2 separate regions of the Homo sapiens genome follow, and region 2 is linked to region 1. The links are chromatin contacts, found by Hi-C or POLR2A ChIA-PET in ENCODE. All regions are on one chromosome and are shown on one strand. Each heading gives the region's core, a stretch centred on a gene start or an enhancer-like site at or near the end of the contact. The rest is flanking DNA. Distances are from core to core; before and after follow the strand shown. Region 1 holds the start of LINC01333 (long intergenic non-protein coding RNA 1333). Region 2 has its middle 39 kb from the start of LINC01331.

The links. Hi-C counts contacts between places; a loop is a spot of excess contacts on that map. ChIA-PET counts read pairs that join two places held with the same protein, here RNA polymerase II (POLR2A). Pooled maps may share reads with other maps.
Region 2: a pooled map shows a loop between it and region 1 (13-fold over the local background). The contact joins the enhancer-like site here to the promoter of LINC01333 in region 1. A Hi-C loop is called at or near these places in 1 of 168 maps with a recorded cell type or tissue (GM12878), 10 of 37 single-sample maps with no recorded cell type and 15 of 50 pooled maps. POLR2A ChIA-PET finds 5 or more read pairs at or near these places in 3 of 52 experiments (HEK293, OCI-LY7 and activated CD4-positive, alpha-beta T cell).

What each region holds. Positions count from the first base shown.
Region 1 is chr5:74,319,508-74,324,806 of GRCh38, forward strand. LINC01333 (long intergenic non-protein coding RNA 1333) reads left to right here and starts at 2,080. Exons shown (of 5, transcript NR_197443.1): 1 at 2,080-2,350; 2 at 4,924-5,011.
Region 2 is chr5:74,573,477-74,578,775 of GRCh38, forward strand. No RefSeq gene overlaps it. Among named protein-coding and RNA genes, the nearest start is that of LINC01331, 39 kb to the left of the region's middle. RefSeq lists enhancers at 3,439-3,658, 3,869-4,038. Within about 2 kb of position 2,360, at least 4 of the 41 ENCODE cell types and tissues checked have a DNase peak (open chromatin) inside an H3K27ac peak, as active enhancers do; they include GM12878, where a contact is called at or near this core.

The DNA.
Region 1 (5,299 bases), core at 830-3,329:
AATGCTGCAGCCACTCTGAAAAGCAATATGGTGGCTCCTCAAAAAATTGAAAATAGAATCACCATATGATGTAACAATTCCATTTCTGGGTATATACCCAAAAGAATTGAAAGCAAGGTCTTGAAGAAATATTTGAACACCCACATTTATAGCAGTATTATTCACAATAGCCAATTGGTGGAAGTAACCCAAATGTCCACCCGTGGATGAATGAATAAACAAAATGTGGTACATATGTACAACAGAATATTATTCGGCCTTAAAAAAGGAGGAAATTCTGACACACACAACAATATGGATGAAGCTTGAGGACATGATGTTAAGTAAGATAAGCCAGTCATAAAAGGAAAAATACTGTATGAGAGTTACAGACAGAAAGGAGAGGGGTGGTTGATAATGTGAAGTTGTTGTTTAATGGGTACCGAGTTTCTGTTTTGCAAGATGAAAACGGTTCTGGAGACTGGCTACACAACAATATGAATGTATTTGACACTACCGCACTGTATAACTCAAAAATGGCTAATATGATCAATTTAATGCTATGTACATTTTACCACAATTTTAAATGTTTGTAATTTTTCAAAAAAGAGAACTACAACCATGGGCCCACGGAGTGTTTTGCATGTGAAGCATCACCCAGCACACATGCACAGTGGAGAAACTACTTTAGACAACGGAGTATCGGGAAGTTGTGGAGTATCGCTAAGACCGTCTTTTCTTACCCTCCTTTTTCTTCATCTCCTTCCTCATAGTCTATGAAAATTTATCACCAAAGCCTATTATTTGCAGAATCTTGCTGACTTGCCCTTTCTTTTCTGCCAGTGCAATCTCCATCCTCTCATAAAATCTACATTCTAACTCATCTCCTTGATTCTAGTTTTTCCTTCCCCTCCAATTCTTTCCTATGCCACTCCCATTGAAGTGTTTCTAAAACAGCCCTTATCCCGTATCTTTAGCTTGTCCAATAAGATATAAGAATTCCTCTTGAATCATTGCACCGGGTCTAACCTCAATACCCTTTACGAGCAGACCCTGTTCCTGTTGCTTCCTTCCACGAACTTTCATCCTAGCTGGAACAGATTCTTCACCAGTCTCACCTCTGTGCCTCATGCTAAATCTCCCCATCTTGAAATACAGTAGATCCCTGGTTTCATGTATTCGAAAGCCACCTGTAAGGCCTATGGCCTGTTCTTACCTGTCATGAATCTAAGCCCTGCACCCTGGAGTGGAGGCATGAGTGAGTCACTCTGCTAGGAGGGAAACTGCCACCCTCTGCATCTCAACATTGCCTTGTGGTTCTCTGCTTGTCATTTCGGAGGCAAAAACTCTCTTTGTGTTTCTGTTGTGGAAGAAATTATCATGATATTGGTGTAATTAGAAGCTCACAAATATCAGGGACCTATCAGACTTTCTTATTCTTTTCCACAATTTAAGCTTTTCCTCCTTCTAGAAGCCTTTCCCAGTGACTCTGACACTTGGTGTTTTCTCTCCTTTCTCTTTTCCAATGGCAAGAAAGGAACCTCTGACCCGCAAACAGGTAGCATAAGCTTCTATATGTTATCTATCTGATATAGTTTCTAAATTAATTTAGTTGAATAAACCTCACCACTTCAACCACAGTGTAGACTTTTTTGAAGATTAGAAACCAGGTCCTTACATCTCTTGCCTTCACATCACCAAGCACAAAGCTGGACACATTGCAGGTGCTCAATAAATATCATAAATTGTTGATCTAGAAACAGCACACTAAGGTCTCAAAAGAGTACATGAGAGCCATGGAGAAACAATGCGGTATAGTGATCCTCCTAGAGAGACACGTGTCTCCGAGGAGACATGGCCCCTTTCAAACAGCCACCTCAGTTCTCTTTTACTGCCCTATCCTTTCGCCGGGTTTCTCCTTTCAACCTTGAGAGATAACTGACATGGGCTTAGGATACTCAGTCATTCTGGAATTCTGTATCAGCACTGAAACATGAGTGGGGAAATTCTAAGAAATTTACTTCTCTTTTTCTTTTCATATTTTCCTCATTCCAAAGTGGAACTAAATCGAGGTTCCCTAGCAACCCAGGGCTCTGTGAAGATTCATTATTCTATAAAATCCCACCACCTTACAAACACAAAATGTTACAAGTTGCCCAGTCACCCCGGCTTCTGAGATGAAGAATATTATTGAAGTCAAATCTGGTGGCTATCACACTCCATGGAACTTGGGGCAACATTTAGGTACCTCTACCCAGGAAAGAATCTCTGAGAAATAGGTGGCAGTTTCTCTAGCAGCATAAGAAGAACCTTGATAAGCATCATCCTTAAGTCCTGACAGCAGTGGATGACTAGTCAGGAACCTGTCCAGGTAAGCGCACACCCTAGCAGGGCTCTGCTAAATGGCTCCAATGGCTCGGAGGCCTTACTGAACACTAGGGATTGATTTCTATTGAAAACCAAAAGGAAAATGAGAAACAATCGAAATCAGGGCTCCTTCCAACCCTGGCTCAATAGCCCTTTGTTTTGCATATTCTCTATGCAAGATGGTGAAATGTAGAGATACAATTAGAATATCAAGGCTAATGAAACTAATCATTTCAAATTAAGCCCATATACAACTGTGGCACCACAAAACTGCCTTCTCATCTCTGCTATCCTGGGGGAACATCCCAGATGCACAGGAAAAATTAGCTGTCTTTTCTGGAAATTAAAATGGTAAAATGCCTGATGCACAGAACATACTTCACAAATCTTAAGTGAGCCAAACGAGGCTTTTATCCCCTGACAGCAATCTTTCATGAGCTGGACAACTGTCCCCAGTGTGAGGCAGTGAAGTCTGGCTAGCACTCTGCACACAGGAATATCAAGGCCCCTTTTCCCTTTCATGCTTTGCCTCCTCAACCATACTCTCCCCTTTGTAATATCTCTGTCACTAAGGAAACCATGGTAACATCAGTGCTTCTGTTGAGCACAGTGGTCACTCAAAAGAGGCAGAGTGAGTTCAGCCTATCATTTGAGATCCGAGTATGATTGGGGAAATATCCTGAAATAGTCTATGATTTGAAGAAATGGATAGATGGCTAGAATAACATGCTAGATGGTAGTCAAGTTACTAACTGCAGAATTGATTTGATAAAATTCTCATCGTGTCTCCTGACTTAGGAGAAATATTGGGTCTGATGAATGGGTAAAATTCCCAGGTGAAAAGAATTTGGTCTGTAAGATTTGGCAGCACCCTGAGGTTTGCCATATCTGATGGCCTGGCTTTAGTGGCAGCACCTAGTGAAGGCCCAGGTGTCCTTCTGACAACCTTTACCACCTACCGTTTTGTCCTTACTTATGTTGAATCACTACACACAGGCTGTTGAATTCAGCTGTCTGTGGAGAAATTATACCAACCACATGGTTAGACAGAAGGAATACAATATATTGCTTAATTTGTATCTGAAAGCTAAGCAACATGGAAAAAAATCAAGCATGCTCAGTCACTTCCATGAGGACAAACGAAGACACTTCAAGGTAACCTTAGACAAAACACGTATTAATCTATAATCAGATGCCATTCAAAATAATAAGAGACATTGACCTGAATCTTAGAGCTGATGCAACTGAGTGTGTCACCTCAGTATTCAACCAGTAGGGGGTTGTTTATGGGGAGGGCTTCGGCTTGCCAATTAGAAGTCTTGGCTGATTCTAGCACTTTCTTGGCTGATTCTAGCACTTTCTGCAGGTTCTCTTTCTGCAGGTCAGTTACTTTGTTTGTAAAAGTGTACTCCTTCTTAGTAGCTATCAACTCCTTCTTGGTAGGGTTATTTCTTTTACTTCTTTGTATTCCTTCCACTATACAAAATACAAACCCTTGTTTATAGCTGATTCCCCAGTAAATTTCTGAAAGAACAAATGGATGAAAGAAGGATGATTTATGATATGTCCATGGTTGCTGAAAGAATGGGGAAAAATGTAAAATCACCTGAAAAGTTAATAGATAATAAATGCAAGAAGTTTTATTTGTAAAAAGCCAATAGATAATAAATAAAAGAAGTTTTATCCATGATAAGTAGATGCTGCTACTTTGTCAATGTCCCAGAGAAATACATGTGTCCAGAGAACATTTATTTGACCAATTCAATCAACCAACCAGAAATTCAGTTGAAACATCAGTTTGACAGGTATTGACTGAAGTGGCTGGGTAGCATAGTTGATCTTATTGGCCCTTTTGTGGTCCACATTTTAGTGGTGACCCAGTATTCCTCTCAGAAACCAGAAGGAAAGGAAAAAGGGAGGCAGGGCTTTAGCTATGCCATGATGTGGTTCAGAGAATATTGGATGAGAGCTAGTAGACCTGGTTTCTCCTCAGTCTTGGGGAGGGGCTTCCTGGCCATTGCTATGTGACCTCCCTCTCAGGACAGTACACTGAGAAGAGACAGAGCAAAGAGCTAGTCTGAAAGAGAGTGGACTATTGTCTGCTGGTCCCAGATCCATGCATTCTTCCATGCCTTCCTCTGTACTGCAGTCCACTTGCTAGAGGAAGGCTAGAATATAGGAGGAAGAAGGCTTTTTTGTCTGCTACTGGTAGAGCCACCAATAGCAGTAGTACCGAGGTCAGCAACTATGGGCTCTGGCAGCTCCATCGGTGACACTGAGCTTTAGCGGTGTCAGTCCTGGTTTCACCAGCATCAAAATGTAGTGTCCGGGGTTCCTAGTCAGAACAGCATAGATCCGACTGTGGCAATGGTAACAGCAGCAGCATCTTTAGAAACTCAGCAGACAGTGTGGGCTTGCAGGTTTCAACCCAGGTTGAAAAACCCCAGCTTCCTGATCTCTGGGGCACATTTCCCTCTCTGTGTGCTTCCCCAGCCCATCTAACACCTTGGTAACATTCTTTCTCCATTAATTCCTTCTGTTTGAAACATCCAGAGTAGTTTCTGTTTTTCTGTCTAGATAATGATTGATACACCTCCCATGCCCCACCTCTCACCCAGGACAGGATCGAAGTGTTGGGGGAGCCACAACCTGCTTCACCTAGAAAGTAAGAAAGAAAAAGAGAACTGAACAGTACCACACCTTACAAAGTTCAACCCCATTTTGAAAATTAAGGGTGGCTTATCAAATTTCCTAAGTCAGCCAACCCCTGGTGACATGTATTCATGGTGGTGCTGTGATGTGCCACTGAGATCCCCCATGAGGATTGAAGGATTTATCCCGCAGAAGCTGGAATTGCTCCCAAAATACAATCCCCAACTGTCAATCCTCTTCGGGATTTGTCTAGGCTTATGAAAACTAGGCAGAGGCAGCCCCCACCCAGTGACTGATCAGC
Region 2 (5,299 bases), core at 1,110-3,609, 250 kb after region 1:
GAGTATTTGAGACCTTCAGTGAACTATTTTTAACACTCTCCGTAGAAAACAATTATTTTTAGTAATAATCATGTAATAAGCTTAATAATCATGGTTAAAAAAAGCACACTGAAAAAATTTTTTATTGAACTGCCTATGTATAATCATCCTGTTAAAACAATAATAATAAATAACAAAATACATATTAAAATACATAAAAGGAAAAAATATATTAATACTTTCTGATTTACATTTATGAATTTTTTGAAAGGAGAAAAAACTCGTACATACATATTGGTCTCTTATAGTAATGAATCTTGCAGTTCACATTGTTTCCCTGTTTAAAATTTTAAACACACGTAAAAACTCCAAGTGATCATGTTTTTCATGTCACTGTTTTATCACTTTCATTTTTAATCCCCTGGTTAAATGCAGGAATATTTGCTCCCACAGGAATAGAGAGACAAACTTGCACCCTAATTGAACTCAAATGTTTTTGAATCATTACAAACATGGGTCTGAGTCTGCCTCTGTTGGAGACCAATTGTATCACTAGGAGTCCTTAGAATTAGATTCCATGGAAAGTACAATGTGTAAAGGACAATAATAAAAATGTGCTCCTTTGAAGCTTATGTAGAAGCTTATTATAATTATTAAAAGTCAGTTGTTTAGTACTTAGACCAACAAAAGATTTGGCAGAGCGTGGGAATATTTTGTCACTGACATTGTTTAGGATGGTCAGCTCCTGGTGATAATAAAAGATCAAATTTATTTCCTTTTATTATTTCTTTTTAAATGTCTACAATGTGCCCCCTTGTTTTCTGCACCCTGTCCTTTTCCCCCTGCCCTTAAAATGCAATTGTCCAACCAACCTCTTTTCTGGGCAAAGGTTGTCTATTTTGATAAAGGGAACACAGTAGTAGAAATCTCTAAGTCGAGGGAAATGGAGTAGAAATCAGAAACTAGATGCACACAATGGGAGTTGAGATGGTTACAGCTCACTGGGCACTTAACACTGACTCCACACCTTACCTGCTCATAAGAATTAGGTGTTTAGGCTGGGCGCGGTGATTCATGCCTGTAATCCCAGCACTTTGGGAGGCCGAGGCGGGCGGATCACCTGAGGTCGGGAGTTCGAGACCAGCCTAGCCAACATGGTGAAACCCTGTCTCTACTAAAAATACAAAAATTAGCCGTGCATGGTGCTGCACGCCTGTAATCCCAGCTACTCAGGAGGCTGAGGCATGAAAATTGCTTGAACCCGGGCGGTGAGGGTTGCAGTGAGCCAAGATCGCACCACTGCACTCCAGCCTGGGTGACTGAGCAAGACTCTGTCTCAAAAAAAAAAAAAAAAAAAGAAAGAAAGAAAAGAGAAAAGAAAAAGCAAAAGACTTAGGTGTTTAATTTTCTGCCAAGTTTGTTCCTGATGGTTCAGGACCAACTGGATGGGCCAGGGATCCAGAGACAGTTGTTTGATCTCTGCAGTGGAGTGGAGCTGGAGCAGGCAGGTGCCAGCTTGAAGTGGCCCTTCAGGAAGTGTTTTATCAATACCAGGTGATGATTGGAAGCTTGTCAAAGTTCTTCCAATCAAACATGTTCACATTATTATTCCAAAATTGTAATTCTTTATAAAGTGAGTGTTAATTTTGAAAAGTCCTCATCTATCTTTTTCACTAAATAATCGAAGAAATAAAATGGTTAAGTATAAAGATGCTATGGCAATCATTTCTTTTGCTACCTTTCTTTGGGTTTCCGATGTGGCCACTTTTGAAAAACGTTCACAGCCAGGCACAGTGGCTCATGCCTATAATCCCAGCACTTTGGGAGGCTGAAGCAGGCAGATCATTTGAGGTCAGGAGTTCAAGACCAGCCTGGGCAACATGGTAAAACTATGCCTCTACTAAAAACACAAAAATTAGCCAGGTGTGGTGGCACATGCCTGCAATCCCAGTTACTGGGGGAGCTGAGGCAGGAGAATCACTTAAACCCTGGAGGTGGAGGTTGCAGTGAGTCGAGATCGGGCCACTGCCCTCCAGCCTGGGTGACAGAGTGAGACTCCATTTCAGAAAAAAAAAAAAAAAAAAAAAAAAAACCAGAAAAGAAAAACGTTCACAACTTTCCCAAGTTATTAGATGACTATAGTGCTTCAAAAATCACTTGTTCAGCAGGTTCCTGTGCAAACCTTGATTTTTAATTATTATAACCACCATTTATTGGGCATTAACTGTGTTCCAGCACTGTGTTAAGCTACATCTATAAAAGTAATAATAATAATTGGTCTTTTCGGTGCAGATTTAAAAGAGATAGCTCCCCATCACAAATAAGAACAACAAGCAGAGAATAGCTCAAAGGAATTAGTCATAGTCCCAGCTGGTAGATGTAATCATGCCAAAGTATGTCAGAGTCAGGAAATGCCACGAGGTTAAGACTACAAAGTATAAAGATGACTATAATTACTCACCTTTAACTGAATAGTATAATTGAATCACATAATTCATTTCCATTATCTGAGTTCCCGGCTTAGGCTCTTTGAGTACCACGAATCAGGAATGACTATGCTCCACTTCACCCTTCGCTAGTCAAAGACTGCCAGGAGGCCCGGGGTTGTGGTATTCAACGTTACAGACGTAAGGCCCTCCTGCCCACCCAGCACTCCAAATATTTCATGACATATGAAGGCTCTGACATTGCAAACCGGACTACGACAAGCCTTTGACTTCTCCGGGTTGTGAGGAGTTTTAGAAAATAACTGAGAAGCAACTTTTTTGAGGATGATGTATTAAGCAGAGTCCTGTAATAGGAAGAACACAGTATTTGGCAATAGGAAATCTGGATTTGAGTCTCCATTCACACCTAACTGGTTTTGGACTTTAGCAAGGCCACAGCCTCTCAGACTCCTGTCTGAAGTAGCTTGTCTTGCAGGTCACTCATGAGGATTACATGAGACGCTACATGTGAAGGCACTTACGGTGGGTCTTAGTGTTTACAGAAGGAAAAGGTAATCATTAACACACGTATTCCACCTTCCATGCTAAGTGTACGCTAATAACCGTGGTTTTTCTGAGCAACAGATCATATTAAATTGAAAAATTAAATTCAGCCGGGCATGGTAGCGCATGCTTGTATTCCCAGTGCTTTGAAAGGCCAAGGCGGGAGGATCACTTTAGGCCAGGAGTTGGAGACCAGCCTGGACAACACAGCAAGACCCCCATCTCTACTAAAATAAAAATATTAGCAAGGCACAGCGGCACATACCTGTAGTCCCAGCTACTTGGGAGGCTGAGGCAGGAGAATCACTTGTGCCCAGGAGTTTGAGGATGCAGTGAACTATGTTTATACCCCTGCACTCCAGCCTGGGAGGCAGAGCAAGACTGTCTCCAAAAAAAAAATAATAATAATTTCAAAATATACTTTATTGTAACAATTATTTCAGGCAAAGCAATCTTCCTGATTTTCTTTAAAAAACATTGCCCTTTACGAGAAATGGTTTAGTCATTTTGCTTCATACAATCTGCTTTTAATCTTTCTCTCATATTCCGTTGGGCCAAACAGAAACTGAAAGAAGTTAGGCAAGCAGAGGAAGGCTAGGCCAGATTCTTGCATTGTTTCAGTTCCACAGAGAGCTCTGAGAATGACACAGATTTAAGATACAGGGGGTGGGAATGAAGGAAAGCAAGGAAGGGAGGGTATTTCCAACTCTGAGAAAATATCCCTAGCCAGGAAACAAAGCCTCAGGCCTCAGATTCCAGAAAGGCACCAGCTTGGTGACAGCCCGCGCCCACTGGCAGCCCAGCCCTCACCTGCACTGCTTTTTCACAAGAGCCCAGTTGGAAAGCCCACGGGTTGGGCCATAGAACTTGGTGCATTTTGCTGCAGCTTTGTGTTTTGGAGGGCAATATCATTCGTGGCCTGGAGGGCAGTATCAACATCAGAAGAGCGTGTTTACTTAGGTGTGGCAAGGCTGGTTTCATGTATTAGATTAGGAGGCAATTTGCTTACCCTGTCAACCACTCTAGCCATCTCTTTGTTTTGGTGTTTGTGTGCCTTAATGTTTTGTGCCCATTGGTTTGTGTGGCTGAAGGGGGATAAGTTGCAGTGCAGGTGCGTAAGAGCGGTCTCTCAATAGATTATTTCAGATAATCTACAGTCATCCCTTGGTATCTGAGGAAGATTGGTTCCAGGACTCCCCACAGATACCAAAACTCACAAATGTTCAAGTCTTTGGCATAAAATGCTATAGTATTTGCATAGAACCCTTGCACATCCTCCCAGTATACTTTAAATCATCTCTAAATTACTTATGATACCCAATAAAATGTAAATACTATGTTAATCATTGTTATACTACGTTGGTTAGGGAATGATGACAAGGAAAAAAAAAACATCTGTACCTATTCAGTACAGAGGCAATTTTTTTTTTTTCAAATATTTTCCATCCATGTTGGTTGAATCGTTGGCTGCAGAACCCATGAATACAGAGGACCAACTGTACTTCAAATGAAATGATCCATTTTTAATATAAAACAAGCTTTTCAGTGGAAAGTAATAGACCATTAACTAAATCGTATGTCTGGTCCTACCAAACTTCTGCTTGCAAGACATTTAGACTACCTTCACATTTTCTGATTTCCACTTTGCTTTGATACCACGAAAATTTTCTTGCCTGGGAACATATATTATACAAGCGGAAAATCAGTCAAGAGATCATTGAATATTAATTCTCTGTCATTATGTGCCCAACACAGATGCCTTAGGAGTTAAACAGAGGCATGCATATGCTCGACTTAAGACACTGTGTCACCAACCTCCTCCCCTTCTTCATCAGAGGCAAGAGAGAGCCCACAGACAGCAAGCAACCCACCCTTGCCCAGCAGTGACAGGAGCAAGCCCCGTGCCCAGAGACTGCTAAGACCAGCCTTATCATTACAACCTTTTTGGAGAATCTTGCTGAAAGGCTGGGCGCTCTGAAGAGAAGCATGGCATCAGTAAGGGACCAGATTGCCAGTGTTTGCGTCCTGGCCTTGCTGCTTACTAGCTATTCCCCTCAGGCTAGTTTCCAATCTCTCAGCACCTCAGCTTCTTCATCTGTAAAATGGGGATAAACACGGCACCTATTTCATGATGTGATTGTGAAATGTCACTGATTTAATACATGTGAAGCAACTAAAATAGTGCCTAAGTTATAGGAAATGCTTATTATTATTATTATTTGAAAATTACACTACTCAACAATTATACAAAAAAAAAAATCTGTTTTTCCCCTAATCTCTCTAAACAAAGGCACTAAAACTCAAAGAGTTAGTAACAGAGAGAAATAGAA